Linked DNA regions of Homo sapiens: region 2 is linked to region 1. Evidence: chromatin loops called from intact Hi-C (ENCODE). Cell type or tissue: GM12878. All regions are shown on one strand. Each heading gives the region's core, and the rest is flanking DNA. Links, peaks and the distances in the headings are about the cores only.

What was found. Peaks named below come from ENCODE experiments on the same cell type or tissue, not always from the same donor. Only the 100,000 strongest peaks of a DNase experiment are listed, where the experiment ranks them.
Region 2: it touches region 1 in a loop (2.6-fold over the local background); 9 of 110 quality-filtered maps call a loop at or near these places.

The regions. Positions count from the first base shown.
Region 1 is chr11:76,362,522-76,378,339 of GRCh38, reverse strand. It overlaps THAP12 (THAP domain containing 12), which reads left to right. Exons shown (of 5, transcript NM_004705.4): 2 at 12,368-12,488. Among named protein-coding and RNA genes, the nearest start is that of THAP12, 11 kb to the left of the region's middle. RefSeq lists a silencer at 6,898-7,007 and an enhancer at 11,752-12,253. In GM12878, for the core only: no CTCF peak of the experiment used is centred there; a DNase peak (open chromatin) is centred at 6,949.
Region 2 is chr11:76,668,337-76,684,154 of GRCh38, reverse strand. It overlaps LRRC32 (leucine rich repeat containing 32), which reads left to right and starts at 13,408. Exons shown (of 3, transcript NM_001128922.2): 1 at 13,408-13,541. It also overlaps the pseudogene GUCY2EP. RefSeq lists enhancers at 9,156-9,235, 10,582-10,631 and silencers at 11,292-11,531, 13,264-13,463, 13,524-13,653. In GM12878, for the core only: a CTCF peak has its summit at 9,593; a DNase peak (open chromatin) is centred at 9,374; H3K27ac peaks cover 1,280 bases.

The sequences.
Region 1 (15,818 bases), core at 5,966-8,465:
ACTATTCTACTCACTCAGCCTCCCAGGTAGCTGGGATTGCAGGCATCCGCCACCATGCCTGGCTAATTTTTGTATTTTTTTTTAGTCAAGACGGGGTTTCGCCATGTTGGCCAGGCTGGTCTCGAACTCCTGATCTCAGGTGATCTGCCCGCCTTGGCCTCCCAAAGTGCTGGGATTACAGGTGTAAGCCACCGTGCTTGGCTGGCACCACATTCTTAGATATGACACCAAAATACATGCAGTAAAAAGAAAAATAGACTAATTGGACTTCATCAAAATTAAACTTTTGTGTATCAAAGAACATTACCAAGAAAGTGAAAAGAATGGAAGAAGGTACTTGCAAATAATACATTTGATCTGGGTCCAGTATCCAGAATATATAAAGAACTCTTACAATTCAGCAACAAAAAGACAACCCAATTTTAAAATAGGCAAAGGACTTCTTTCTTTAAACAGAAGATATAAATGGCTAAAAAGCACATGAAAAGATGCTGAGCATCACTCGTTATTAGAGAAGTTCAAATCAAAACCACAAGTGGCAGTTAGATGTAGAATTACTGTGTGTCCCAGCAATTCCATTCCTAGGCGTATATCCAAAGAATTGCAAACTGATATTCAAAAAAACCAAATGTACACACATTCATAGCAGCACTATTCGCAATAGTCAAAAGGTAGAAACAAGCCACGTTTATCAGTGCTTGAATGGATAAACAAAATGTATATCAATACAATGAAATATTAGCCATGAAAAGGAATGAAGTGCCAGTACATACTACAGTATGGGTGAACCTCAGAAACATTATGCTAAGTGAAAGAAGTCAGATACAAAAGCTTATATGTTGTATGATTCTATTATATTAAATATCCAGAATAAGTAAATCCATAGAGATAGAAAGCATATCAGTGGTTGCCTGGGGCTGGGCGAAAGGGAGAGTGGGGAGCAACTGATTAATGGTTACAAGGTTTCCTTTTGAGGTGATGAAAATGTTTTAGAATTAGGTAGTGGTGATGGTTGCAGAACATGATGAATGTGTTAATTGCCATTAGTTTTTTACTTTAAAATGGTTAGTTTTATGTTATGAGAATTTCACCTCAAAGAAAATAGATGTCTTGAAGAGAGAATAGGATATACAAGTCTGAAATTCAGAGACTTTCAAACCGGAAATTGTAAATATGGGTGTTCTCAGTTTATAGAGGGTATTTAAAACCGTGGTACGGGTTAAGGTTATCTAAGGAGTGAGCAAAGAACAGATCTGAGGATTGAGTCCTGGGGCATTCCCAGTGTTTTAAGTTCCGAGACATGGGAAAGAACTCGCTCAGTACAGTGAGGAGTAGCAGTTGGGAACAGAGGAGAGGAGCATCTTAGTCTGACTTGGCCTTGCCCCATTATGCGTTATCTTCCTTTTACCCAAATTTTAGCCCAAAGACATTCTTACAGGTTTATTTCACTTCCATAATGAGGGCACCCCTAGTCAGTTCTGGACCACAGGTCATTTGTATTAATATGTAGTGAATCCTGTTTTGACTACACTCCTTAAGGGGAGTATAGTCTATAGGGGTTTACAGTTTCAGATTTGAAAGAAGTGTTTAGATCTAGTGAAATCTCACTTGAAATACTGGAATTTTCTCAATAATAGTGACTTTTATCATTTTTAGGGTTATTATCCCTTTTGAGAATCTAGCATAAGGACTCTTACCTGAAAAAAAAAAAAAAACAAAAAAAACATAGACACAATTTAGCATTCGAAGACAAAGATGTTTATGGGCCTTTATAGGCCCTGTGCATTCCTGACAGATGGGCATCTTTGCCCTTGCTAAAACACCTCTAATGATAGTCCTCCCCTTTGTGAGAAGACACGTGATGATTCTGGACGCTTTGGCTGTTGTTTCTTCCTTGTATTGAGTGGACATCTGCCTCCTGTAATTGAGGCCTTGGAGGTCCTAGTTTTGTTCCCAGGATCACACGAAGTCTCTGCCCTTTTCAACGTTAGACTCCTTTGAATGCTTCAAGACCAAATCATGAATTTCTTTTTAAAAAGATGTTTATTGAGATGCAATTCACATATAATTCACCCATGTAAAGTGTACGATTTGGGGTATATACATTAATTTTTAAAATTTTGGTAAAATACAACAGAATTTGCTAATTTAACCTTTAAGTGTGCAATTCAGTGGCGTTAATTACATTCACAGTGTTGTGCAACCTTCTCCACTATTTTCAAAACTTTTTCATTTATCCCAAACAAAAACTGTAACCATTAGGCAATAACCTCCCATTCCCCTGCCCTTCCAGCCTTTGGTAACCTCGAATCCACTTTCGGTCTTTATAAATTTGCCTGTTCTAGATTCCTCATATTGGTGGAATCATACAATATTTCTCCTTTTATGTCTGGCTTGTTTAACTTAATATGTTCAAGGTCTTTTTATCCAAATCAAACCTCCTCGTACTACATGATTTTAAGTTCTACTGTATTTGATAGTTTCCATTTCACTGTGCCCAGTGTTATTTATAACAAAGAAGTAGTTTCCAGAGGTGTTATTGAATTAATAACAGTATTTTTAGGGTTATTAGTTCTAACCCACCCCCCCCCCACCTTTTCTTCTATAAACAGGTTGTAGGGAAGGTTGATAAAAGGTGACATTGCCAGTCTAGTCTTCAAATGCTAACATTGTTAACAAACAATAAAGATGAATATATTTAATGCTATTAAAACAGTACATTTCCCAGTCATCAGTTATAAATTCCATGCATGCTTTTAGAAACAGCTATTTAGAAATAATTTAAACTTCAAGAGTGTAATTAATAAAGTGTATGGTGTGGAATCACATACCATAATAGTTCTTATTGTTTTAGAAAACGTGGCATTAATATGCTTCTTTTTTAAAAAAGTGAAATAATCAACCCAGCTTAGGTCAGTGACACGGTTTAAGTAAAAAAAAAAAAAAAAAGCCTAAGTCTTGATTGCCCCAGGGTGGCTTGCCTAATGCCAAGGCTTGCCACTGTGAGGCAGCTCACAGTGGAGCTCTTCCTAAACCAGGAGATGGTACAGGTAGAGCTAATGAATTGCTCTGATTAGAGTGAGATGGGCGTTGAAGCTCTCTTCTTCCTCCTCAGGCAGCTAGTACTAACTCACCCAAGATGGGTGAGGGCTTCCAAGGTTCTTCTGGCAATTTAATGAAGGCTGATTGAGAGCTGGTGTGCTCTACTTTGTGAAATGTAAAACAGTGGTTTTCTGGGGACTCGTGAGGGTGCCTGTTTGGGCTGTTATAACAAAATACCTTAGACTAGGTGATTTTTAAACAACAGAAATTTATTTCTCATAGTTCTGGAAGCTGGGAAGTCCAAGATAAAGTCACCAGCAGATTTGGCATCTGGTGAGGGCTCACTCTTGGCTTCTTAGATGGTGCCTTCTTGTTGTGTTCTCACATGGCGGAAGGGGCAAATAAGGCTTCCCCGTCATGACCTAAGTCATCTCCCAGATGCCCCACCTCCCAACACCACTGCACTGGGGATTGTTTCAATATGAATTTTGAGGGGATGCAGACATTCAGACCATAGCAATCCCCAAGATCCTTTCAGGGAGTCCACAATGTCAGAACTATTTTCATAATAACACTGATATTATTTGCATTTTTCATATTTGGTCTCTCAGGAGTGGACAGTGGAATTTTTGGGTTGCTACATAACATGATGGCATCATTGCTTTGATAAATTTTGTGTTGTGTTTTCTAGAATTTTCTAAATATTATTCAGATCTGAGTGTTCAGTAGACATTTTCTCAGAAATAAACAAGCCTGCCACTTCAAGGAGAACAACTGATAATTTGAGCATTCAAGTTGAAAATTAGAATTTTGGAAAATTTATGTGCCACTGTGAGCTTGACAGCTCTCTAATACTTAAAGACTTTTCTGGTGAGATCACTGATGATACTGATGTGTTTTTTTTTTTTTTTGTATAATGAATTGCATTAACATTTATATGGTATGTATAACTCACTGAACTAATATTTTCCAAATGACCAATTTATGGTTTTACAGAGACATACATGGATAAAAGTGCAAGATAGACTATGGGATTTTTTATGTACTAGGGCATGAAAAAGCTCATTGGTCTGGTCTCAGATGTCACATTTCAACTAATCTTGAAGAAACTACCACTTGTGGAGAATTCACAATTATATGGAAAAAAGAGGAGTATTGTAATAACCTTTTTAACTGCATATCGTTATGAGGCTAGATTTTCTTCATATATTTCAACCAAAACAACATATAGCAATAGATTAAATACAGAAGCAGATGTGAGAATCTAGCTGTCTTCTGTTAAGCTGGACGTTAAAGAGATTTGCAAAAATGAAGAAGTGTCATTTTTCTCACTAAATATTTTTGTTTTGGAAAATGCAATTTTTTATTAAAACGTTATTTGTGTTAACATAAGGTTGGTATTTTAATGAATTAATAAATATTTTTAAAATTTTTCTGATAAATGTTGTTAGGTAAAATCCACATAAAAGATCTTTGGAGTCCTCAATAATGTAATAGTGCAAAGGAATCCTGGGACTATGAAGTTTGAGAATTGCTGCTCTAAAATGTGAGCAGCAAATTTCAAACTTTTTTTTTTTTTGAGGGGTCTTACTCTGTCACTCAGGCTGGAGTGCAGTGGCAGGAGCATGGCTCACTGCAGCCTCAACCACCTGGGCTCAAGCAATCTTCCAGCCTCAGCCACCCAAATACCTGGGACTATAGGTGCCCATCACAACCCCCGGCTAATTTTTGAAAAAAATTTTTTTTAGAGACAGGGTCTCACCATGTTGCCCAGGCTGGTCTTGGACTCCTGAGCTGAAGCATTCCCCCCTTGTTCAGCCTCCCAAAGTCTTAGGATTGCAGATGTGAGACACCACGCCCAGCCTGAAGTACTTTCATATCAACTCATTTAATCTTCCAAACAATGGGGTGAGTTGTAATAATAGTACTTCTTTTTCCTTTTTTTTTTTTTTTTGAGACAGTGTCTCACTGTCACCCAGGCTAAAGTGCAATGACACGATCTCCAGTCATTGCAACCTCTGCCTCCTGCGCTCAAGTAATTCTCCTGCCTTATCCTCCCAAGTAGCTGGGACTGCAGGTACATACCACCATGCCTGGCTAATTTTTATATTTTTTGTAGAGACAGGGTTTCGCCATGTTGCCCAGGCTGGAACAGTACTTACGTAGTGTATTCTTTGTGACAGGCACTGCTCTGTTATATACTTCTCTGTTATATATACATTATTTCATGTTACCCTTGCAGTAAATTTTGAGGTAGTCCTTGCTTTACAGATGACCAAAGTAGGTACAGAGAGGTTAGCTAACTTTTTTAAAGGCCCTGCAGAAATGTCTAAAACCTTAAGAGCAGGTAGGACAGGATAAAATAGGTATTACCCGAACTTTTTTGACCGTGGAACCCTGTTTTTTTTTTGGAGACAGGTTCTTATTCTGTCACCCAGGCTGGAGTGCAGGAGCACAATCATTGCTCACTGCAGTCTCCATCTCCCAGGCTCAAACAATCCTCCCATCTCTGCCTCCCAAGTAGCTGGGGACCATAGGCGCACGCCACCACACTTGACTAATTTTTTAATTTTTTATAGAGACAAGGTCTCCCTATATTGTCCAGGCTGGTCTTGAACTCCTAGCCTCAAGTGATCCTCTTGCCTTGGCCTCTCAAAGTGCTGGTATTATGAGCCACCATGCCCGGTCCCTTTTTTTTTTTTTTTTTTAAATGTAACAGTTCTGACTGGGCATAGTCACTCAGGCCTGTAATCCCAGCACTTTGAGAGGCTGAGGCAGGAGGATGGCTTAAACCCAGGAGTTTGAACTTAGAATGAGCTATGATTGCACCAGTGTGCTACAGCCTGGGCGACAGATTGAGGCCCTGTCTCTCTCTCTCTTTTTTTTTTTTAGAAGCAATTCTTTGAACAGGATTCCTTGGAATACACTTTTAGAAATGCTGCATTAGTAAGAAACCAATGAGGGAAAAACATCAAAAACAAAACAAAGAAGTAATCAGTGATGGTTGACTAGTGCTGAAGGTGTTTAAGGTGTGTACAGAAAGTGGCTGCACGCAGTGGCTCACGCCTGTAATCCCAGCACTTTGTGAGGTTTAGGCGGGAGGATCGCTTGAGCCCGGGAGTTTGAGACCCACCTGGGCAACATAATGACACCTCTTCTCATTACTTTAAAAATGAAATAAAAGATAGGCCAGGCACGATGGCTCACGCCTGTAATCCCAGCACTTTGGGAGGCCGAGGCGGGTGGATCACCTGGTCAGGGGTTCGAGACCAGCCTGGCCAACATAGCGAAACCCCATCTCTACTAAAAGTACAAAAATTAACCGGGCATGGTGGGGGGTGCCTGTAATCCCAGCTACTCAGGAGGCTGAGGCAGTAGAGTAGCTTGAACCCAGGAGGCAGAGGTTGCAGGGAGCCAAGATTGTGCCACTGCACTCCAGCCTGAGCGACAAGAGCAAGACTCCACCAAAAAAAAAAAAAAAAAAAAAGAAAAGTTAAAAATGAAATAAAATCTGTACAGGAAAGTGACCGTTGGATTTGGCAGGATAGGGTCGTTAGTAATTTTCTTGAGCAGTTTCAGTGGAAAAGGGATAGAGTAGGAGCCTCCTTGGCATTGATTAAGGAGACAGTACAACAAGATAAGTGGATGCAGTCCAAATGGATGCTTTAACAAGTTTTGCTATAAAGAGGATCAGGATTAAGAGAGTTTTAAAGATGGGAGACATTAGGGCATGTTTACACTGTGGGAATAATATAGTAAGATAAATGTAGGGAGTTGAGATATTATACATGGAGAGGTGGAAAGTCTTAAATGCCTGGAGTTTTCTGTGTGCATACATATTCATACACATACACCCACATATATGTACACATGTGAGTCAGGAAAACTTTCCCTCAAGAAATGACATTTGCGCTAAGATCTGAAGGCTGAGTCATAGTTAACTGTGCATAGGAAGTGTATAAAAAGCAGCAAGAAGAGTGTAGTAGGCTGAGTAAACAGCGCAGGGAAGGCCCCAGGATAGAAGTGAACACAGTTGTTTATCCTGAGAGTAATGAGAAGCCACTAAAAGCTTAAGCATGGGAGAGACATTCTCAAATTGGCTTTAAAAAATGCTCTGCAGCACGGAGAAGGGGTTAGAGAAGGGCAGATGACCAGTTTGGAAGAGATACTAGTAGACCAGGTAAAAAATTATGGTAGCTTGGACCAGGGTGTTATTGATGGAGAGAAGCAGATGGATTTGGGGAGTCATTCCACTGTGCTAAGGGAAAAGTCTACAAAATCTGGAGTACAGGGAACAGAACAATGACAGGGAGAGCTGGGAAAGGGGAGGCATTGGTAAAAATTTGAGACGAGTATGTAAGTGGGTATGTATGTATATAAATATATATACATATTCATAATACACATATGAATACACATGTGAAAACACTTATTGTGGTCATATATATATATATTTTTTTTTTTTTTCTTTTTTTTTGAGACGGAGTCTCGCTCTCTTGCCAGGCTGGAGTGCAGTGGTGCGATCTTGGCCTACTGCAACCTCCACCTCCCGGATTCAAGTGATTCTCCTACCTCAGCCTCCCGGTCATATATAATTTTTATAATTTTATTCATGTAAAAACGTATACATAGAAGAGCTACGTGCGGTGGCTCATGCCTGTAATCCTAGCACCTTGGGAGGCCGAGGCAGGACGATCACTTCACCCAGGCGTTTCAGACTAACCTGGGGAACATGGTGAAACCCCGTCTCTACAAAAAATACAAAAAGTTAGCCAGGCATGGTGGCGTGTGCCTGTAGTCCCAGCTACATGGGAGACTGAGGTGGGAGAATCGCTTGAACCCAGGAGATGGAGGCTGCAGTGAGCCGAGATTGCACCACTGCACTCCAGCCTGTGCAACAGAGTGAGATCCTCTCTCTCAAAAAAAAACCCCAAAAAACATATGCACAGAAGATCACAAATGATAACTGTACATCATGTTGGATTTTCAGAGTAACATATCCATGAAAATTTCACCGGGATTTTTAAAAAATAGAGTATCACTAGCGTCCCAAACTTCCTCTGCTTCATGGTTCTCCCAGCCATTATCCCATTCTCCCCAGTGGTAGCCACTGTGACTTCACATACCTTGGATTAGTTAGGTTTTGGGGGGAAGAGGGAGAATGAATGGAAGCTTTATTATTGTTTGAGATATAGAACATTAGCAGCACCTCAGTAGCCTCTTTTGTGCCCACTCCCAGTTGTTACCCTCCCCAAATGTATCTGCTATTCCATCACTGTGTTGAGGCGGAGCCAGACCACCCCATATTTAAAGATTCACTAGAAGGGCTTGCAGGACTCAGTATATGGTTGTACTCACAGTGAAGATTTATTGCATTGTAGTAAGGATACACATCTGGATCATGAGGGAAAAAGACAGGCACAGTCTGAAGGAATCCATGTATAGGCTTCCCTATGCTCCGTCTTTCCCATGAGGGGGTCACCCAGAGCCCGTTTTTCCCCAGTGGTGGAAATGTGGCAACACGTGCCGTGTTTCTGTGGAGAGAAGACCGTTAGAGACGTAGTGTCCGAGGTTTTTACTGGGTCCTGATCACATAGGCAGCCTCTGCCTGGCATATAATAAAATTCCAAATTCCCAGAAGGGATGGCAGGTGTTCAGCAGGTGTGCTTGTTTGCACAAGCAGTCTAGGCACATTGAGCTGCATTATCAGTTAGGAAAAATTTTATTTCTGTGTATGGAACTGTTTACCAACCAAGTTCCCGGATACCAGCCCAAGGTCCTTAACAAACAGGCCTTTCTAAGGACAGCAGCCTGAGGTCTGCTGTGTTAACTCTTTTTCTGAACAATCACTATGAATGAGTTTTGCCTGTTCTAGAATTTCATATCAAAGGAATCATGTAGTATGTACTCCTGGCTTCTTCTGCTTAACATTACGTTTGTGAGATTGTAGATAGTTTGTTCATTTCATAGCCAAGTAGTATTCCATTGAATGAATATACCACAATTTATCCATCCTGCTGTTGATGGGCAAAGTTACTTCACCTTCTCCCCAATATTTGGTATTACCTCTTTTACATTGTAGTCATTCTTGTGGGTATGTAGTAATTTGTTTTGGCTTTAATTAGCATTTCCCTGATGGCAAATGAGATCGAGCATTTTTTTTTCATCTATGTATTGCCATTTTTATAACCTTTTTATTATAAAGTGCCTGTTCAAGGCCCCTTGCCTATTTTTATGTTGGGTTATTTATTTGTAGGAGTTCTTCATATATATTTTGAATGTGAGTCCATTGTTAGATATATGTATTGCAAATATCTGACATTTTGTGGTCTGCCATTTCACTCTTAAATGGCTTCTTTTAATGAAGAAAAGTTATTAACTTTAAAGTAGCCTAATTTATATATCTTTTCCTCTAGCATTTGTGCTGTTGCCTTAAGAGATCTTTATTCCAAGGTCATGAAGATAATCTCCTGTGTTATCTTTTAGTGGCTTTATTGTTTTACCTTTCATATTTAGATCTCCAATCACTTGGAACTTATTTTTGTGTATGGTGTACAAGTAGGAGTTAAGATTTATTTTTTTCATGTAGATATTCAGCTGACTCGGCCCTATTTATTGGAAAAGAAAAATCCATATTTGCTGCTGTTCAGAGCTACCTTTAAGTATCTGCAGTGCTCTATTTTGTTTCACTGTTCTGTCCTTCTGCCAGTACTTGTCTTAATAAGCTTTACAGTAAGTCTTAATATCTGGTAGTGTAATTCTTTCAACCTCCTTTTTCCTCTCTCTCTCTCAAGATTATCTTGGTTATCCCTGGTTCTTTAATGTTGTGTATAAAAAGTTTTAGAATAATTTGTCATTTCTTTCTCTTGCTCTCTCTCACAAACTTACTGGGCTTGTGATTATATTGAATTAGTAAATGGGTTTGGGGAGAATTGACATCTTTGGAATTTAGTGTGCCAGTTCATAAACTTGTGTATTTATTTAAGTTTGCTTTAAAAAGATTATTAGAGGTCTTGCACTTCTTTCACTAGATTTATTCTTAAGTAGTTCATATAGAAAGTCAGGTGTATTTGATTAGGCTCTCTGCCTGATGCCCATTCTGTTCTTGATTGTCTGAATAAGAGTTGCTGTTGATATCAGAAAGCTGTTTCAACTTAGTTCGGAGGTAATATGTACAGTATTGCTCTGTGTGGAAGGTCTCCAGAGATTTAAGAATTTAAAAAACAAACAACTGTAGCAGTATGGCAAATTATTTTATAGTGAGATCGTTTTTATACTTAATATTTGGATTTTGAAACATGAAATGTTTATAATCATAATGTACAACTGTGTAAAAGTGTGATTAAATTGTGAACATCTTAGGCATCGTTACTGTGAGCAGTAATACTTGTTGGTCAAATGAAATGCTGTACAATTTAGGTGTAGTTTTTTAAAAATCATAGCATTTTACCTTGATTTGACATTTTTAGAGTAGAGAGAATTAAGTGTCAGGGGCATGTATGTTGGGGGGAGGTGGACAATAGTGTTAAAACATAAAAAAAAAATACTGTGATTTAATTATAAAGGAATATGTTGGGCCGGGCGCAGTGGCTCGCGCCTGTAATCCTAGCACTTTGGGAGGCCAAGGTGGGCAGATCACCTGCGATCTGGAGTTCGAGACCAAGCTAGCCAACGTGCTGAAACCCCATCTGTACTATAAATACAAAACTTAGCTGAGTGTCGTGGTGCACGCCTATAATCTCAGCTCCTTGGGTGGCTGAGGCAGGAGAATTGCTTGAACCTGGGAGGCAGAGGTTGCAGTGAGCTGAGATCACACCACTGCACTCCACCCTGGGCTAAAGAGCAAGACACCATCTCAAAAAAATAATTTGTGATACTGTTTATCCACGGCAGAACTTTTATTCTTAGAAATTTGAGGAATGGGCCGGGCGCGGTGGCTCACGCCTGTAATCCCAGCACTTTGGGAGGCCGAGGCGGGCAGATCACCTGAGGTCGGGAGTTCGAGACCAGCCTGACCAACATGGAGAAACCCAGTCTCTACTAAAAATACAAAATTAGCCAGGCGTGGTAACGCATGCCTGTAATCCTAGCTACTTGGGAGGCTGAGACAGGAGAATCGCTTGAACCCGGGAAGCAGAGGTTGCAGTGAGCCAAGATCATGGCATTGCACTCCAACCTGGGCAACAAGAGCAAAACTCTGTCTCAAAAAAAAAAAAGAAAAGAAAAGAAATTTGAGGAAAGATCTAGTTGTGACTTTAGCAAGTTACTTAATATTTCTGTGCCTTCATCTGCACAAGGGGGATATTAATAGTACCCATCTTTGGAAAGGACTTAGAACGTGTCTGGCTCATAATAAGTGCTTATTATTAGCTTTTCTGAAAATATTTAAGCACCGAGAGGGCATGGACTTTGTCTTGTTCTCTGTCTTCAACACTTTTTGTGTACTAGATTGTGTAGTCACAGTCCCTGCATTCATGGAGCTTGCAATCTAGTCAGCACGTATTACTGTAGATAATAATTTGTGTTCATAGGAAGATAAACGAATACAGCCTTTATGCTTCCCTTAGAAACTAGTTATTTAAAGAACATCTAGTTGCTGATTTTTTTTTTTTTTTCCGAGACGGAGTCTGGCTCTGTCACCCAGGCTGGAGTGCAGTGGCGCAATCTCGGCTCACTGCAAGCTCCGCCTCCCGGGTTCACGCCATTCTCCTGCCTCAGCCTCCCGAGTAGCTGGGACTACAGGCGCTCGCCGCTTCGCCCAGCTAATTTTTTGTATTTTTAGTAGAGACGGGGTTTCACCGGGTTAGCCAGGATGGTCTCGATCTCCTGACCTCCTGATCTGCCTGCCTTGGCCTCCCAAAGTGCTGGGATTACAGGCGTGACAACACGCCCGGCCTAATTGCTGATTTTCTACAGTGACAGTGTTGTTTTGTATGCTTGTTGAAGTTGAAATCCTGAAGGGAATGTTAAGCTGTGAGCCTTGTGGCTGTGCATGCAGCTTTCTGCTTGTTCTGCTGATGGTTGAATCTTCTCTGATGTTTTGGGAGTTGGAAGATGCAGGTTTCAGTTCTAGTTCTGCTGATGATTTTGTACTTCCCTCCAAACAAGTTACTTCTTAACCTTGTCTGTAATTGAAATGTTGGTACTAAATGACTTCTAAGGTTTTTTCCAACTGTTATTTTGTTATTAATCAAATTCTCCAAATTATGTTCTCAGGGAGGGGAGCAGGAATCCGTTGTTATTAATGTATGTTTGCCTTAAAACTGAAGGCTGAAATTTAAATGCTGAGCTCATTTTCATAATTGTATTTTGGTTTTATTTATAGATGCCAGAAGTGGGTGGAGAACTGTAGGAGAGCAGACTTAGAAGATAAAACACCTGATCAGCTAAATAAACATTATCGATTATGTGCCAAACATTTTGAGACCTCTATGATCTGTAGAACTGTGAGTAATAGAAGAGCTTGGTGTCTCTCTGTTTGACTTGATTTCTCTCTCTCACTGTGTCTGGTTGGAAATGTAAGTATTTACCAATGTTGGAAGGTATTCCTATATCCTGCCACTTTAAGATGAAGACAGATTTGGAGCTGAAAAGTATCTGTTTTGTTCTTAAAATCCTGATTTTGCCGGGGGCCTATAATCCCAGCACTTTGGGAGGCCGAGGCAGGAAGACCACTTGAGCTCAGGAGTTTGAGACCAGCCTGGGCAACATGGCCAGATGCCGTCGCTACAGAAAATACCAAAAAAACTAGCGAGGTGTGGTGACGTATGCCTGTAGTCCCAGCTACTTGGGAAGCTGAGATGGGAGGATACTTGAGCCCATGACGTCGGGGCTGCAGAGAGTTGTGTTCATGCCACTACACTCCACTCTGGGCGACAGAGTGAGCGCTTGTCTGGAAAAAAAACTCAAAATGATTAAAACAAAACAAAACAAAACAAAACTCTTCGGTTCCTGGTGCCCCATTTCTACTCACCCAAGGTAACTACTTTTTTTTTTTTTTTTTTTAAAGACAGTCTTGCTCTGTCACCCAGGCTGGAGTGCAGTGGCGCTATCTTAGCTCACTGCAACTTCTGCCACCTCCCCCACCTCCTGGGCTCAAGCGATTCTCTCTCCTCAGCCTCCCAAGTAGCTGAGATTACAGGCATTGTGCCACCACGCCCAGCTAATTTTTGTACTTTTAGTAGAGGTGGGATTTCTCCATGTTGGCCAGGCTAGTCTCAATCTCCTGACCTCAAGTGACCCGCCCACCTCGGCCTCCCAAAGTGCTGGGATTACATGTATGAGCCTCCACACCCGGCTGAGGTAACCACTTTTAAATATTATTTAGTCTTCAGGAAAATTTTAGATGATTATAAAAGTATATGTTTATTTAAGGTAAAGTTGGTGTTTTTATTTGGAGCTCTTTAGAGCTTTTTTATGAGTAAAATTTTCATCTCGGAATGGAGCTCTTGTTTTCATGTTTTTGTATGTACTATTAGAACCAACTTTTAATTTTTATGTGGTAGATATAATGGTAAACAAATTATCCAGGTAATGTGGAAAAACATTTTCATCAATAATATGTAATTTCATATCAGGACCTACTGTTAACTGTGTGAGCTTGGCCAAGTCACTTCCCCTCTTTGGGCCCCAGTTCCTAATAAGGAGATTAGGCCAGGTAATTCCTGAGTTCTAAGATTTTTAACCCTCTGTGATTCTCTTGCTGTGATTTATAAAAGGCACAAATAAGGCAAATTTGATTGAAATGAAGCAGACTTGTTTCAGTGTAACTAATGTAACACCTCAGATATTGGGATAGACATAAACTTGATTCAAAGGTACACTATATGTTGTTATGCAGCAATTTATTTTGATATTTTTTTCAGATACATTTTGCAGAGGCATCAGAAAACTAAAGAATGATTGGGTTATTTTATTTCTCAAAATTAATTGAAGCAGATACTTGTGAAGTCATTGGGAGGTGAGCCAATTCCGGTTCAACAGTTTAATCACAAATATTTGAGGAATATTTTTGCCTTGATTTGTTAAAAGGGTAATAATGATCAACCAAAATAAAAGGTTTCATATGTTTAAAAGGCAAACTACTTTTATGTTCTTGACATGAAGTAAAAATATCCCAAATTATTTTAAATACATTTGCCATATGCATTTTTGCATTTTTATTTTAGTAATAAATATGGTCTCTTAATTAGATAATTCTAACCAGATTGTGAGAAATTTAAAGGATAGTTCATTCTTACATTCTTTAGTTAGAGAATAGAACAGAAAGATGAGCCAGGTTTGCTTTTTTAATTTCTAAATGATTCTTCAATCTTGAATAAATGAACGCAAATGTGAGAAAATGTTCTTTCTATACGTCTAGGAGATGTTGTTATTAAAAACTGGATTTCTGGGCTGGATATGGTAGCTCACACCTGTAATCCCAGCACTTTGGGAGGCTGAGGCGGGCAGATCATTTGCGGTCAGGAGTTTGAGACCAGCCTGGCCAACGGGGAAACCCCTTCTCTACTAAAAATACCAAACAAAACAAAACAAAAAAAATTTTGCTGGGCATGGCGGTGCACACGTGTAATCCCAGCTGCTCAGGAGGCTGAAACAGGAGAATCGCTTGAACCAAGGAGGCCGAGGTTGCAGTGAGCCAAGATTGTGCCACTGCACTTCAGCCTTGGTGACAGAGTGAGACTGTGTCTCAAAAACAAACAAACAAAAACCCCTGGATTTTCTGATATCTGTATCTAAATGTTTAAGAGTTTTGGCTTTATTAGTTTGGCATTGAAGATCTCATCAGTAGCAAGGCACAGTGGCACGTGTCTGTAGTCCCAGCTACTCAGGAGTCCAAGGCTGAAGGATTGCTTGAGCCTAGGAATTCAGAGCCAGCCTGGGCAACATGGTGGTGAGACCCTGTCTTTAAACAGACAAAAAAAAAAAGATTTCATCAGTAAACATTCATGACTACTGAATTTGGCCGGAGCCAAATATTTTATTATTTTGATGCTAGAGTAAGATTATTCTTTTATGCTCAAACCTTAATTCAGCAGTTAAAGATTAAATCTTGATACTGAGATACTTGGTATCATACGTAGTATTTGAATATTGTCTTTTTTGGCATGTGTCCTTATAGATATTTATATTTTTTATTATTATTATTTTTTTTTGAAATAGGGTCTCACTCTGTTGCCTAAGCTGGGGTGCAGTGGCGCAGCCATGGCTCACTGCAGCCCCGACCTCCCAGGCTCAAGCAATCCTCCCCGCTGAGCCTCCCAAGTAGCTGGAACTACAGGCACATGCCACCATACCTCGCTAATTTTTGTATTTTTTGTAGAGATGGAGTTTTGCCGTGTTACCTAAGCTGGTCTTGAACTCCTGGGGTCAAGCCGTCTACCCGGCCAAGGCCTCCCAAAGTGTTGGAATTACAGGTGTGAGCCAACATTCCTGGCCAAAATAAATATTTGTAAAATGTCATTTTTTTCATTCATACATTCTGTTTTCTGATCTATAATATCTTTGCTTTATTTGCAAATAGAAAATCAATTTGATTTGACTTTTAAAAATTTGTTAAAATGTTTTATTCCTCCCCTCCTTATTTAATAATTAGTAAGATATCAAGAATTGACTGTGTATGTGTTTTTGCTTATTTTGGGGACATTTGCTCGGTGTGAAAGATGGGGGAGCTTTGAATATAATAACTTGTACTCCCTTCAGTGATTGTGTCCCTAACCAATTCCTCATTCAGCCTCCCTAGTAGACTCAGGATCACGAGCCCAGCACTAGAAGTT
Region 2 (15,818 bases), core at 8,282-10,781, 300 kb before region 1:
TGCCTGTGGACATGTGTGGGTTGTCATTGTGTCTGTGTCTGCATGTATGTGCTCATCTGTGGGCATCTGTGCATGTTGTCTGTGTATATGTGCATTTATGTGTCCGTGTGTTTCTGTGTACATGCATTTATGGCCTTGGTGTGTCTACATGTATGTGGCTTTACTGTGTATGTTATGTGTCTGAGCGTGTCTGAGCACCAAAATCTGGGGCAGTGGTACATCCCTTCCTGTCCCAAAATCTGGGGCAGTGACACATGTATCTGTGTGCATACCATGTGTATCCATATGTGTGATGTGTGTCCAAGTACCTGTTGTGTGCATGTGTGCTGTTTGTCAGGGTGTGTCTAGATTCAGCCATGGGTCTTCATGCTCTTGGGCCCTCTGGAAGGCTGTATGGTGGGAGCAGCTCTTGCCCCTCTGCTCACTCCCTCAACTGCCCTTGCTGAGAAGGGCTGAGTCAGCTCTGTTCTTAGAGGCTCCTAAGGACTCTAGGAGGAAACTCTGGCTCCAGAGCTGACATACTGCATGTAACTAGACTCCCTACATTGGTCTGTTTTCACACTGCTATAAAGATACTACCTGAGACTGGGTAATTCATAAACAAAAGAGGTTTAATTGATTCACAGTTCTGCATGGTTGCGGAGGCCTCAGGAAACTTACAATCATGGCAGAAGGCAAAGGGAAGCAAGGCAACTCTTATATGGTGTTGAGAGAGAGAGAGAGAGAGAGAGAGAGAAGGGGGAAGCGCCCGACACTTACAAAACAACCAGATCTCATGAGAACTCACTCACTACCATGAGACCAGCCTGGGGAAACCACCCCCATGATCCAATCACCTCCCACCAGATCCCTCCCTTGACACGTCATTCAGATTACAATTCGAGATGAGATTTGGGTGGGGACACAGCCAAACCATATTTCCCCCCCACAACACACACCAGGGTTCTCACCTCTCTCTAACCTTCCTCCATCAGCTAGGGACAAAGGAAGAAGGCCCATGCCCACCTGGATCCTGCATCATGCCCCAGTCCGGGGCTGGCCGTTTCCTCCTGGGAGGCTTTATGTCTCATTTATTTCCCCACTTACCTGCTACCTGCTGTGGGCCAGGTGTGTGCCAGGAGCTTCATGCATATTGTCTCAACCATGCCCACTCTCTAAAATGAGAGTTATTTGCTCACTTTACAGATGAGGAACTGGAGGCTTGGAGGATGAAGTGCCTTGTATGTGTCAGCCCATCTGTCTCCTGATCTGAGGTGGTGATGCAGGGCTACAAAAGCCCAGAAAAACAGCAATGGTCCCTGGAGGGTTCCCAGGGGAGGCAGCCTCAGTGAGCACACAACTTCCTCTTCTGCAGAACAGGGGTGAGGACAGCACCTTCCAGGTGAGTCTGAGGAAGCCCTCAGGAGGAGCCAGCACGGCATTCGCATGGGCTTCCATGCACATGCTCAGATGGGACCCCAGAGATGGAGCCCCAAGTCATGGCTTTCATGATGAGTCAATGCCAGCTGGTGCCAATGAAGGCCCCCTGCCTTCCCCCCAGCAGCCTGTGACCATTCACCTGTCCCTTGGAGTACATTCCCAGCAAGGGGACATTCTGGCATTTCTAGAGGTTGGGTTCTCACTATGGCAGATGGAGCTATGGGCTTCCAGAAGGTCCTTGCAGGGCTGGGTGATCTGGAATTGCTTGGTCCCTGGTTCTGCAGGTGGGCACACTTTGAGATGGACTCCTTAGAAAAGCCCAAATACTTTAGCCTGGCATTCAAGGCCCTACACATGCTGGCCCCACCTCATCTGCCCCCTACACAACCAACTGTTTGGCTATGACACACTCCTTACACTTCTGCAAACCCCTCATGATGCGGCATCTTTGCTCTTGTTATTTTCTCTACCTAGATGACTTGTCCCTTTTTCAACACCTGGTGAATGCCTCTACATCCTTCAAAGTCCACCTAAAATGCCACCTTCTCCTGAAACCCTTTCCCAGTCCTCCTCGGTATGGAATTAGTAGCTGCCATGCCTGATCCTCACTTGACAGGAGGGACCTTATCTAGTTCCTTCCTTTAGTCCAATGCCCAGGAAGAGGCATGTACGAGAAAGCTGAATTGATGAATGAACAAATTAAGGAACTAACTAGCCCAAAGGCATCGAATAAATAATCTCCCCTCCCGCAATGCCAGCTCCTGAGGTCGCCTTTTGGTTTCTCCTCTGCTGTTCTCTGCATCTGAGCTTGGTTGATCTGATGCTTAGCTGGGATCCCGGCACACCAGGCACAGGCAGCATGTCAGCTCATGGCTCCCCTCGCAGCCCTGCCTCTGCTCACCACTGCCCTTATGCTGCAGTGGATGCCCTCACCTCCAACCCCTGCACCGGCCTGGAGGCTCTTTCCCAGCTCCCTGTTTCCCACTCCTTCTGGCTAACTCCTTCCTCTCCAAATCTCTGTTCCTCTGCCACTGCCTCCAGGAATCCTTCCCTGACACACTCCCTTTCATCCCAACGTGCTGTGGGAGGGGGACCTCCTCTGGCCCCTCAGCCCTGGGCCACCCTGTCCATCACTGACTACACTCTAGGTATGGTCTTGTGTCAGCCTCTCCCTGCAGAAGGGGGCTTCTGGAGGGCAAAGGTGGATCTGAACCCTGTTTGTGTGACCCCAGGGTCTGGCCAGTAAAGTTCAGTGGGGAAGAAATATGACAGATCAGGGGAGGTGAAGGAGGCTACTGTGGTGGCAGGTGAGCCTCCCTTTAAGGAAATCCACGTGCATGACAATCAAGATTTGCTCAAAAGACAGAGTGGAGTCTACACTCTCATAGAATGGGAGGTGAAGTGACACAGAGAAGGAGGGAAAGGCCACACATGTACTGAGCACCTGCTGTGTGCACCGTCTCAGGACCCTGCATCTTCATTGAGTGGTGAGGACACGAGGCTCTGAGAGGAGACTGACAAACCAAATGGGCTGCTGCGTTCCCCGGGGCTGTGGGACACCCAAGCCCGGCTCCTTCTCAAGGGCTGGCCATGCCACCTCCCATGTAGGCTCTGACCTGGCCTTCCCTGCACAAGTCCCTCTTGCTGGAGGCCCCAGTCTCTCCATCAGGACCAGCGCAGGTTTCCGCGGCCTGAGAGACTCTTTGAGCAATCCACTAGGGGGCAGGCAAGTTGTTCCAGAGTGAACCAGGAGCCCCTCTGGCAACCCAGGAGACTCGTGGGCCCCTCCCCAGCCCGCAGGCTCCCGGGGCTCCGCTGCCCAGCAGGGAGAGGGAGGAGGGGGATACATGGAGTGATGGGGCACCCCACGGAGGAGTCCCACGTGGGAAACTTCCCTGAATGACTGAAGCACAAAGAGAGTTCTTCAACAACTCTCCATTTCTCACTGGCGCACTGGGGAGCTGGATGTGGTTTTTGGCTCTGTCAAGTGCAGAGTGTGGGCTCCAGGATATGGAACCTGGCCCCTGTGCATCGTGAAACAGCAGATCTCAGGGTCCTGTCCCCACCGGAAAGGCCTGGCCCAAGTTGGCGTGTGTCCAGGATGTGTCCAGCCTCCAGACACTAACATTTTCTATGACATAACGCATAGGCGATCATCGTATACCATTCTTGCCTGGATGCTGGCTCCTGTGGCCTATCACACTCTCTCCTGGGAGGCAGTTGTGACTGCCCCATCTACAGACAGGAGAAGCATCTCTGATCTGTGGACATTTCCCCGTGAGCCACAAATTACCCTGACTGCTCTGCCTGGTCTCCTGGTGCAGAAATGGGTGATGGCCCTCTCTTCCCTGTCCTTCTCATGACAGCTCTCCACCACCTCCACAATCAGTCATCAAGTCCTGTGCGGCCTGCCACGATGGTCTCCGACTTCGGTCCACAACAAGGGCACCAGGCTTCATGCTGCTCTCTTGCCTCTATTCCCACCCCTAATCTACCTGCAACGCAGACCTTGCGACGTCACTTTTCGACTTAGCAAGTGTGCACTACTGATGACCAAGGGCCTTTGCTGAGGAGCTCCTGCCAGCTGGCCCTGCCAGCTCTCTCCCCTGGCTGCCCAGCCCCTTTCTATCCCTATGCCCTGGCCCGTCTTGTCCTTCCAAATCCCTCTGACCCCCAGTTTCAACCTAGAGAGTTTTTATTCTAAAAAGTATTCCTTTTAGTAGTTATATTTACCCATTAAGGCCTGGAGCCAGTGGCCTGGAGATAACCTTCCCCATCACTATTGTGTCCGGGTACAAAATCCTTCCAGCTTGAGGAACATCACAATATCGTCTCAGCATATTTTCAGAATTGTTATTACAGACATGGGCTGGTGGGAGCTGGCCATGAGGGCAGTCTCTGTTCTTCCCATGTGTTCACCTTGAGCCCACACTCTTCACTTTGACAGAAACTAAAACCACATCCAACTCCCCAGTGCAACTATGAGAAATGGAGAGTTGGTGAAGAATTCCTGGGAGCCAGAGAAGACAACGCATCATGGCTCACCACGCAGCCAAACTTCATGAACTTTTTAAAGCCTCAGTTCTCCTTCCCGGAGTCCCTTCCCTGGCAGCTGCTTCACCTTTCTCCATCCTTTTCCCATCACCCCTCATCCCCAAATCTCCGTGTTGTCCCCAGCCCACCAGCACCCAGCCTCAGCTTCCTTATTCATTGGTGGTTACCCAAAGAACAACTACAAGACTGGTCCAAGGTCCAGGAACCCTTTAAAGGGGTGGCTCAGGTCTCCCCAGGCACTGACTCCAAGGCTTCCCCTGTGGGCAGCCCATGGGAGGGTCTTTATTTCACTAGAAAGAAGGAACTAATGTGGATGGAATATCTGCAATGTACCTCTCACTTCCATCATGCAAGGCAAAGATTATTCTCTATTTTCGATGCAGCTACTGAGACTCAGTCCAAGGTCACCCAGCAAGCCAGTGGCAGAACTGGACCTCAACTCCAAAGCCCCCACCACCTGCACCACCCTGGTGGCCTTATGGGCCCCAGCCAAATACTATATGGAAAAAGGTGACTCAGACAAGGTCACCAGCTGCAAGGTAGGGCCCAGCGAATGGAGCTGGAGTAGGGTGCAGAGGACGGGGCAGGTGAGGCCAGGTGAAGCCAAGGCCAGCAGCCAGGTCTCTGGATGTGGATGGAAGAGTTGAGGGGGCAGATGCCAGAGTGTGCTATGGGCCCAGGTCAAGGTCAGAACTTGCAGGGTAGGTGGGACACGGAAGAATGAAAAGGCGGAGAAACTAATGAACTCTGGCCACCCGCCTGGGGAAGCCCACTGGAGGGCTGTTTCTTCCCACAGCCACCATGCCCTCTCACTTGGCCTCTTGGACTTATGTAGCAGGGAAATGAAGAGCTTTTTGAACTGGAGGCTCGGCTTTTTTTTTCCTTTTAATGGCATGGAAACCCCACAAGGTAGTTTCTGCAGCCCTCACCTCTGGTAACTCTAAATCAGGTGAAAGAGGGAGAGATAGATGGGAAGGAAGAGAGAGAGGGGGAGGGAGAGGCAGGAGAAAGAGAGAGGGAGAGGGACTTTGATAGAGCTAACTGGGCACAGCTAGGGAGAGCAAGAAAGGGGAGAGGAGATGGTGGAGGATGTATGTGGGTTCGTGATATAGAACCTGGCCCCAATGTGTGGTGAAAGAGACAGGAAAACGGGAAGTGTGACGTGGACTCAGACGCCCTGGGCCATCAAAGGCTTTTAAGCAGGAGGGTGACCTGGTCAAACCTGTGTTTTGGAGAGACTCCATCTTGCTGCCATGTGGGGCCTGAGTGGATGAGCGGGAAAAGAGATCCTGGGCCAGGAAGCAGCCCTGGGGAAAGGGCCAGGGGAGAAAACGCCAGGCCGAAGAGGGAGTGAGAGCCGGGAGCTTCCACCTTTAGAAATCAGGTGGAGGAGGAAGAGAAGGGCCCGCAGCAGGATCCTGAAGGAGATGCAAGAGAGGAGAGAGGAGGGCCAGGAGGGGGTGTTCCAAGGTGCCACGGGAAGAAGGCCATTAAAGGAGGAGGGGAAGCTGTGAAGAACATAGCCAAGGGACGTGGACACTGTCCCTCGGTCCGGCCACAGCAGTTCTGCCATGGATGTGCTTGCTGGAATGAGGGGCTGGAGACAGGTGGAGAGTGGAGGCAATGGAGGCAGCAAGAGTGGCTTTCTTGCAGGTAGCTCCCTTGTGGGTCTGGCTAGGAGGAGATGAGAGGAGGGGGCCACAGCTGAAGGGAACCTGGAAGACCCAGAAGGGGCTTGTGAAACAGGGGCGTGTACAAGAGGGCTTGCCCAGAATGTTCCCCAGGAGGCAGGTGCTGCCTCTGCCAGCAGGAAGCACAGCCCATCCACCAGGAGGCCAGGTGGTCACTGATGCCAGCAGAGGCAAGTTTGGTTTTGGGAGTCAGGTTCAGGCCTCAAATCCGGGTCTCCTGACCCCAGCACCACAGGAGAGAAAAACCAGCAAGCAGGCTGAAGTCACACAGCCTAGAAGAGGTCAGGGAGTGGCAGCCCTGAGGCCACATAACCCCTTTTTAAGCTTCCAGACCTTCAGAGGGATTGGCTTGGGGACAAGGCCTGGCATCCATCCCTCAGGAGACAGGATGCAGTACTCTGCATTCTGAAGCCCCAGCCCAGCTCCCAGGGCCTGAAGCTCACAGCATCCCAGCTGGATTAATTATGAGATTCCTGGGAGGCCAAAGGAGTCTGTCTGACTAATTTAGCCCAAACTATGTCCTTTCCCCTCCTTTCCTTTTTCACTTCAGGAAACCAGCCCTAGTGGAAGCCACTTGACTTATGTGTGGTCTGCTTCTGAGAAAAATCAGAGTCACAAGCCACGCGAGATGACAGCCTAGTTCCCATGACCATGTGCACCTGTGCCTGTGTGTACAGGCATGCTCACGTGTGTGCGTGTGTGCACGTCCATGCACACAGACGAGAGGCTTATCTGTGCTCTCTGCTGTGTGTGCACTGGGTTTGGGGAGCCTTGGTATTTTAAGTCTTTATTGTACATACTGGATGTGAGCTGTGTTTGTGTGCAATGTGTCTGGTATGTTTGTGAGTGTGGTGTTCGTGTAGGATGTATGGATATAGTGTGTGTACACGGTGTATGCTCAATGTACATGTTTGTGTTGTGTTTTGCACATGTGTTTAATTGAGAGTTGGATTTGTGCAGGATGTATGTAACCATGTGTGGTGACTGTGTGACTTTTGAGGGCGTCTCTGAAATGTCTGAATGTTTGTGAATCGTGTGTGTGCCTACGTGAAATTCGTGTATGAGGTCGATGCATGCTTGTTGCTTTCGTGAGTCGTGGCCCTGTGCATCTCATGTTGCCTCTGAGGGTGCATATGAAGGATGTGTGTGTGGCTGTGGCTGGGCTGTTGTTGCAGGTGCACTATGTCTGTGGGGCGAGTGCATGTGGCTCTCATCAGCAGGTGGAAAAATGTCATAGGGGAAGGGGGTGAAAATCCAATGTAGCAGAGAGGGCAGCCCCCTCTTGCCTCCTCCTTGCCCCTGTAGAGCCTCAGCTTCCCCTCAATGGATAATACTTGAAGGACTCTAGGAAGATCCTATGGTCATGAGGAAGCTGGCAACATGACTAGGACAAGATGGGGGCTCTGTGACCTGTGCCTAAGAAGACCCTGTCCCAGTGACAACTGGGTGTGCCCAGGCCTTCGCCCCCTCACTTGCCCCTTGAGGGCTTCCACCTGCCCCCCTGAGGAACGCTGTACCCTCATGCTGCCTACCCATACTGTCCCTGAGGGGCAGCCACAGCTACATTCTAGGCAGGTTTCCTCCCTACATCCCCTGACCACAGCCAGGGAAAGCTTGAAAACCACTTCTCTCTCCCTGAAACAAACCAGCACAAAGACCATAGCTGCTGCCAAAACCCTCAAATGCTGACCGGGGCAGGGAGCACCGCAAGCTGTGCCATTGACTGGTGAGGAACAGCTTAATACAAACGCACTCACCCTTCAAACTGCCCTAGTGGTCCATTGTCCATGGCTGCCCTCACTCTACTGGGTTCAGAGGTGAGGCCACCAGCCCAAAGTTACACAGCAGTGAGTGGCGCAGCGAGGATGGGAATGCGGGTGGGTCTCTCTCCTAAACCCAGGTTGCTTCTCTTCCTCCGTTCTGCCCTTCTCAGTCCCCTCCTCACCCCACCTAAGATGGGAGGGGGAACACAACTACACACAGAATGTTTAGATAATTTGCTCTTTGGGCTCATTAATGCTCCTTCAAGTGACGAAATGATCGAGTATTCAGTGGGTAGGCGCTGGAGCCCCACTGCCTGGACTCACCTGTACTGGCTGTGCAAGCTTAAGTTAATTACTCATCCTTGCTGCATTTCCTCATGTGTCATCTGCAAAATGGAGCTGCTGCTAATAATAATAATAATAATAATAATATCTACCTTCTTGGGTGTAGTTAAGGATTGAATGGCTTGCAATATGACAGCTGCATTAGAAAGCTGCCTGGCCCAGCCTATACCCTTCCCGACTTGAAATTACTCACAGTAAGAAAGATTAATAATCCTGTTAACCATAACCTTTACATTTCATTCCTTCATTTCTGCGATGCAGTGAGGGAGGGGCTGGCGTTATCTCCACTTCATAGGTGAAAGCTGGGCAACTATGACAGCAGGGGCCAGGGCCTGCCCCGAGCCCCACCGCAGAGCCTGCCTGCCCCTCATCATCACGGTACTTCCCTGGAGCAGTGCGTCTCAAAGGGTGGTCTGAGGACTGGCAGCATCAGCGCCACTGAGGGTTTGCTGGAGGTGCAGATTCCGGGCCCCACCTCTGACCTACTGAACCAGACTCTCTGGGATGGGGCCTGGCAATCTATTTAGCCAGTCCTCAGGGATTCTGATGCTTGCCAAAGCTTGAGAAGAACTGGGCTAGACCTCTGAAGAGGTTGCTGTGTGAACCCAGGAGCACCCCACGTGAGGCCTGTGGAAGAAAGTGGAGGAGGAGAATAAGACCTTCGGCCCACTGTGTGACCTCGGGCCACGTCCTCACCCTCTCTGGGCCTAGAATCTGTCATATTTCTTGGCATGGGATTAGAGGAGGCTGGGAAGATTCTCTGAAATTTATGGCCACCTCTCCTCCTCTATGCCAGCACCCGGCTCCTGTGAGTGGTGCTTTTAGGAGCTCATGTGTTTGCAGCCACCTCATCCTGGCCTTGGCTCGTTGCTGTTTTTAGTACCTTGGAGATGACACTTTGTGACCTCACAGACCATAACCAAAGCCCAAAGTGATAAACACTGGATCATCAAGAAAAGGGTACATCAGGTTTAACCTTTAAGCAGTTAAAACAGAGGAAAAAGTTGCATGGCTCAAAGGCACAAGACCTCGGGTTCCCAGCAGCCTGGTGCTGCAGAAAGCTGCGGTTTCATGGTCCACAGCTCAGCACAGCATCAGGTTGTGGAGACACTTCTGATCCTGCCCTGCCTGGTCCATCCCCCCAACTCCCTTGGGGCCTCTGGGAGCCTCCAGTCCCTTCAGTCACAGTAGTCACTGACGGGACTCTGAACCAGGAGCCTTTCGTGTGGTGGCTGCGGGGTATATGGGGTCTCACCAGCACCTGCTTCCCCTGCCTTGGTAACGCTAAGTGCTGCCATGAGGGGGTGCCTTGTGCCTCCATCAAGAACAGAAAACCCGCAGAGTAAGTCCTCATTCTCTGGCCACGAATGAGGACTTGGAGCCTGAGGACTTGGATGGGCATGCCCACTGTGTCTGCTGTGTGACCACCAGCAAGTCATAGAGTCCCTGCAGGCTTCATCTCTCTTCTGTAAAAGGGGGGCAGAGATAGGCCTCCCCTCGTCAGATGGCTATGGGCAGGGGATAAGTAAAGAACCTGGCCCCAGGCCTGGTCCTGCAAGCCCTTGATATTCCCACTCAAGAGACCAGCTACTCCCCACCACTGGGCCATTCATAACATCCTCCTGCCCCTCCAGGAGGTGGCCTAGAGCTGGTGTGGCCTGAGTCCATTTGCCCTAGGGAGAAAGGGAGGGGAGTCAGGGGAAGAACTGGGGAACCCAGGGTTCTGCCCTAGAAGGCAGGGCCCAGAAGGGGCTCGTGAGGGAACTCCCAGACTCTCAGGGGCCCATGTGGGTGCTGGGCAGAAGCAGGGAGTGAGGACAGCCACATCTCTGCACTGAGACCTGGCCTGAAAATCAGAAGACCTCGGTTCAATTACTGGCTCCATAGCTGTGCTGTGTGACTTTAGGCAGTTGCTTAACCTCTCTGAGCCTGGTCAGTAATTGAGAATAAAGGTCTCTGAGTTTCCTGGTCAGTCATTGAGAATAAAGACACCTAACTGGAAGGCTGTCTATGGCTGTCTTTACTCTCATTTGCCACATGAGATGAAGGACTGACCCACAGTGAGGGTTCAGCAAACAGCAGTGGAGACTAAATTGTCAGTCTAGGGTGCCATGGTCCTTTCCACTCTGGCTCTACAGTTAGATCAGGACAGCAAGGCTCAGAGAGTTTTAGCAGCTTGTCCAAGGTCACACAGGATGTGCACATCATCACCTTTCTGGGCCACTTGCTCCTGCGTAGGACCCTCAGGTTTCAATCTGGCCTGAGGTGAAATCCTCCCAGGGAGCTTTGAGCCTGACTTGGTGCCCGAGTGGGTTTTTTCATTACAGAATGGTAGTCCCGAGGACACAGGAAGAGATGCATCTCTTATATTTTCACTGACAATGCATGAAGGAATGGAAGCATTTCCACAAAAATATCAACACCATGAAGACTGAGCTGTCTGCTGATGGGCTGCCCAGGAGAACTCCCCATTTCTGGAGGTGTGCCAGCAGAAGCTAAGTGACACTGGATGGGAAGTTGGACTTGGTGGCCTTTAAAAGACCCTCCACATGGCTGCAAGGCAAGCCTGAGTCTGCTCAGTTTCCACCCACTCCTCCTCCTGCAGACTCAAGCTCTGCCTCCTAGACTTGGCCTTCAAGGCCTCTGGACTCAATCATCCTCTGTGCTCTCATCTGTCTCTCATCTGGCCTGGGAGCTCCAAAAAAGTAGGCATTGGGCATTTTTATTCAGCAACTGTCCTGGGCCCACCAGAGGAGAGAGGTCATGTTTACTGAGCAAAGGCCCCCGCGACCAGGAACTTCACACGTGTCATTACAGGCCATCCTCATACACCCGGTACTGTAATTAGTTTCACTTTGCAGGTCAGCAAACCAAGGTCAGGAAGGCTGAGCAACCTGCCAAAAGTCACACAACAACATGACTGCCAAAGAAGTGAAGAGATGAAGGAAGGGGCGCTGAGCCTGTGGGCTTCCCGGCTTTTAGCCCCTGGTCCCCAGAGGCATCTGCAGCAGGTGGGCACGCTTGGTTGCCCATCTGCCTCAAATGTGGGGGAGCCCCATCCGGGCACTGAGTAAGGTGGAACCCCACGAGCTGACTAACCACAACCACAGCCTCTGGGGGCGGGGGAGTGGGAGGTGGGGCACTCACCCCCAGCCCACCATAGCCCCAGCCCCGCCCTCCTGGGCCCTAGCAGAAGCTCTGCCATGGCCCAGTGATTTCTGCTTGGTAGCAGCTCCGGGAAGGGTGAGGCAGTGCTCAGCGAGCCTGGGTCTGGATGGCTGGGAGCTGGTCTGATACACAAGGCCAGGAACTGCCCGAATGATCCAGTCACTCTGCTCATACTGCAGGGCAGCTTCAAAGCACTTTCCTGAACATTTGGCCCCTTGGACAGGGACCTGGAAAAGGAAGCCCACAGGATATAGGAGTATCCACCAACTGCCACAATAAAGGCAGTGAGAAGTTGCCTAACAACCACTGGGTGCAGGCTCCAGCTGGATCCATTGCACTTAGTTCTAGCACCAACTCCAAGTAGTAGCTACTATCTTTCCCACTTTACAGATAGGGGCACTGAGGTTCCATTTGACCAAATGGAGCACTAGAGACCAGAGAGGGGGCTGGATGGACCAGCTAGGACCCTGTGGACATAGATCTGAGGCCTTGGGTGGCTGGGAGGGAAGGGAAAGAGGTTTGGATACCCTTCGCAGGCCCTGCTGAGAGATTCCTTACCTGCACCTCCTGCCCATCCCCTCACTGCAGCTCAGGCCTCCTCCTTAGGGAAGCCTTCCCTGATTTCCTCTTCTAAGACTAGGTCAGGCCCCTATGGCACCTGCTATCATGGCTTGTCCTCTCTGGGTTGACCCCATCTCCCCAGATCCATCTCCACAGTGGACTGAACAGGGGTAAGAAAAGGCAGTAACTGTAGAGACTTCAGGGAATCCCGCTTCTGAGCCCAGCCTTACCCTGATTTGCCACAAGGCCCTGGGTGGTCACTTTCATGCATGTAAAATGGGGCACCCTGCCCCACTCTCAGGGCTGGTGACGATCAGGGAAGAGAAACACTGTGGAAGAGGCCCCTTCTACACTTGGAACCAGGACCTGGAGGACAGCCAGGGCCCCTCTCTTCTAGGGACCCGCATACTAGAGTCCACAGGCAGCAAGGCAGGGTACCTGTGATTTGGTAGGGTCAAGGCATCTAGAAGAGAGGTGGCTTTGGGAAAGATCTGCTTCAACCTCCAATCTAAATGACAATACCGCCACCCCATATTTGCACAGTACTTTAAAAATTCGGGCAAGATAATGCCCAAACTGAATCAGACTTAGCTTTATGAACAGATTGGGCTCAAATCACTGATTCTTATTAGCTGTGTTGACTTTGGACACGCCATTTAACCTTTTCTGAGCCTCAGGTTCCCCAGCTATAAATAGGGACCTTACTAGTCTCAGACAATTGGTTTTCATGTGTACACACTGCCCCCACCCCTAGCCTCAGCTTCTCCATCCGAAAACAGGACTTTGATGGTGCCGTTTCACAGGCTGTTGAAGGGTCCCGCAGATGATGGAGGAGTACGGGTCCAGACACTAGAGCACAATCCGGAGAGGAAAAGTGACCTGCCAGGACCCACCAGAGTGGACGGCTTGGTGCGGGGAACCCCCTCCGCGGCCGCCCCAGGGCCAGCGAAGGGTCATTTCCTTCCGCATTCAGCCCCGCCGTCACCTCGCCTGTTTGCCCCCGCGTTAAGTGCGGCGGCGCCAGCAGCTGGGAAATCGGGGCCAGGCCGGATTTCCTCTGTGGACCTGCGGCTCCTAGAGCCACCGCGCCCCCCTCCGGACCCCGCGGGGCCGCGAACTGCACGTGCGGCGGCCGCTGGGATGGGCCTCGCTCCCACGGCGCTTCCTCTGCAACCCCTCTCCCTCCCGCCCTCTCATCCCCCCACACTGGGCCCCCGCCCCTTCCCGGCCGAGGTCCCAGGGTGGTGAAGATGCTTCGCCGCCCCACCCCACTCCGCCCCCGCCGGCTCCGGATAAACCGAGGCACGGGGCCAGGCGCTAGGACCCCACGGCCTCGCCAGAGGGGGGCGTGGCGGGGCGGGCCGGCGGGAGAGGTATTTAAATTGCAGCCGGAGCGCGGGGGCTCCGGTGGGGCAGCTGAGCGGCCTGCTCCTCCTCGGGCCGTGACCCCGGGGTCTGGCGCGGGGTGGGACCCGGGGGCGGGTTTGCGCAAAATGTGCCGAGACTGCCCGGGAGAGGAGCTGCGGCCGCGCTGAGCCAGGTAGGAGCCGCCGGGCAGGCGAGGCTGGCCGGCCCTCGGGGGGCGCACTGTCGCGCGCCTCTAGCGAGCGCAAGGCGGGGGCTGGTCCCAAGGGACGCCCCCCAAACACTCCCCTCCCGCCATCCCCACTGCGCGCGTGGAGCCGGGGCTGACCCTCCCTCGGTCCCTGGGAGTTCCCCAGCGCTCCTGTCTTGGCGGATCTTTCCCGCAAAGGGGTGAGGCCGGCCTTCCCATTTGACAGCTGGGAAAACAATGGCCTGAAGACCGTGACTTGCCCAGGAACACACAGCTAGGCAAGGGCAAACCGGAATTTGAATTCAGGTTTCCTGCAACGCTCCGATCCCAGCCAGGCGTGGGGCTGCCCATCCCACAGCACTAGATGGCCTGCCCATTTCTCGTAGTGGGGTAGGGGGCACCCACCGCTCTCCAAGGGGCTCTGAACCCAGCCTTCTTCATGGGTGGTAAGATGTGAGGGGCCCCCACCCCCACGCCGAGCTGCCTGAAATTCCGCCATCACAGCCACATTCCTTTGGGTTAAGGTCTAATTCCCCCGTGGGATGCACATGTCTCCAGAACGAGGCTTGCCCTTAGTGATTCACTGCTTGACAGGAACGTCCGCAGCAGCTCTCCCAGGACCCCACTCTGCCAGTAAGTCAGCTGAGGCCGAGAGGAGGGAGAGAGGACCTCAGAGGCCAGACTGTGAGCTAGTCTGCCCTGCTCCTGCGTGTGAGGGGTCGTTGGCAGGGCTTAGGGAAGGAGACCTTGATTTGGTATAGTGGGAACATTTGCTTTGGAGACAGATGAACTGGATTCTGATCGTGACCCTGCTATTTTCTCCTTGTGTGACTTTGGGTAAGTCACTTCTCTGAGCCTCCTTTTCTTCATGGGCAAAAAAAAGACAGTTCTATTGGGGGCAGTCGGCTCAGCATGTGCTGGAGAAAACACAGTATTCAGGTCATGTAGAACTGGATAAATCCCAGCTCCAAAGCCCTTATGAGCTGGGTAACTCTGGGGGTAAGTCACTTCACTTTCCGGAAACTGTTTTCTCATCCGTAAAATGGGAATTACAGTAATTTCCTCAATAGGTGATTGTGAGAATTAAATGAGATGATATAGGTCAAGTGCTTAGAAGACTAACATCCTTAAATGTAGGGGTGGGCTTATTGTGGTAGTAGTCATTGCCCCCCGTACCCCTGCTCTTTCTCTCTCACTCTCTCTCTCTCTCTCACACACACACACACACACACACACACACACACACACACACATTCTTTGGCACTTTTCTGAGTTGGACTCCTGAGAGTCCGACTCTCCTGCCTCCTCTTGCCCAGGCCACTTGTCTGCAGGCTTGGGGCCTCCCCACTGAGCACACCTCACCTGGGATGCTCAGCCCTGCGAGGGTCACTGTGTCAGCTGGGAAGGACAGTGAGGATGCAGGGCACCTTCGCCACCATTCTTTGCCTGATCATCACAATAGTTGGGGTTGGCCAGTGGCAGAACTGGAACCCAGCTGCCTACCCTGCAGACAGGACACTGGGGCACCAAGAAAGGAAGGGACTTACCTTAGGGAGCAGAGCTGGTGAGTGGTGGGCTTTGGATGCAAGCCTGGGTCTAAGTGACACCGTCCTCCTTTTTGAGAGAGAGTAGTCTTTAAATGCTACACCCTGTACTTGGGCACCACTGAGGAGGGCCCACAGCTGAGGGGCCCTTCCCGTCAGATGCCAGGACAGAGTGCCCATGTGCTGCAGGGACGATCCCTTCTGGATGTGCACAGGGCCACCTTGGGGATAGAGTGGGGTTTGGCAGAGGAAGGGGAAATAAGGGCCTAGGACCCTTCCTTGTCCTCACCTGGCACTCACCACTCAGTCCACTGCAGCTGAGCTTCTGCCCTGATTTTGCCACTTGTTCACTAGTCTTTAGTGAGTACCTACTTAGTAGGCCCCTGTTCCCACATGATAAGAAATAAATGATGAGGAAATGATAAATGTGGGAAAACAATGACATGTGTGAGGAGCTGAGGAAGAGCATTCAGGGAGAGGAAACTGCAGGAGCAAAGGCCCTGTGGCAGGAATGAATTTGCTGTGTTGAAGGAACAGCAGGAAAGCTGGAATGTGGTGAGGGAAGGGAAAATGGGCAAGAGTCAGAGAGGAGACTGTGGATAGCCTGGATTTTCTTGGAGATTTTCAAACAGAAGAGGTTTAGGATCTGACAGATGATTTTATATTATCACTCTGGCTGCTAGGTACAGGACAGATTATAAGAGGTCAGGGTGCTGTG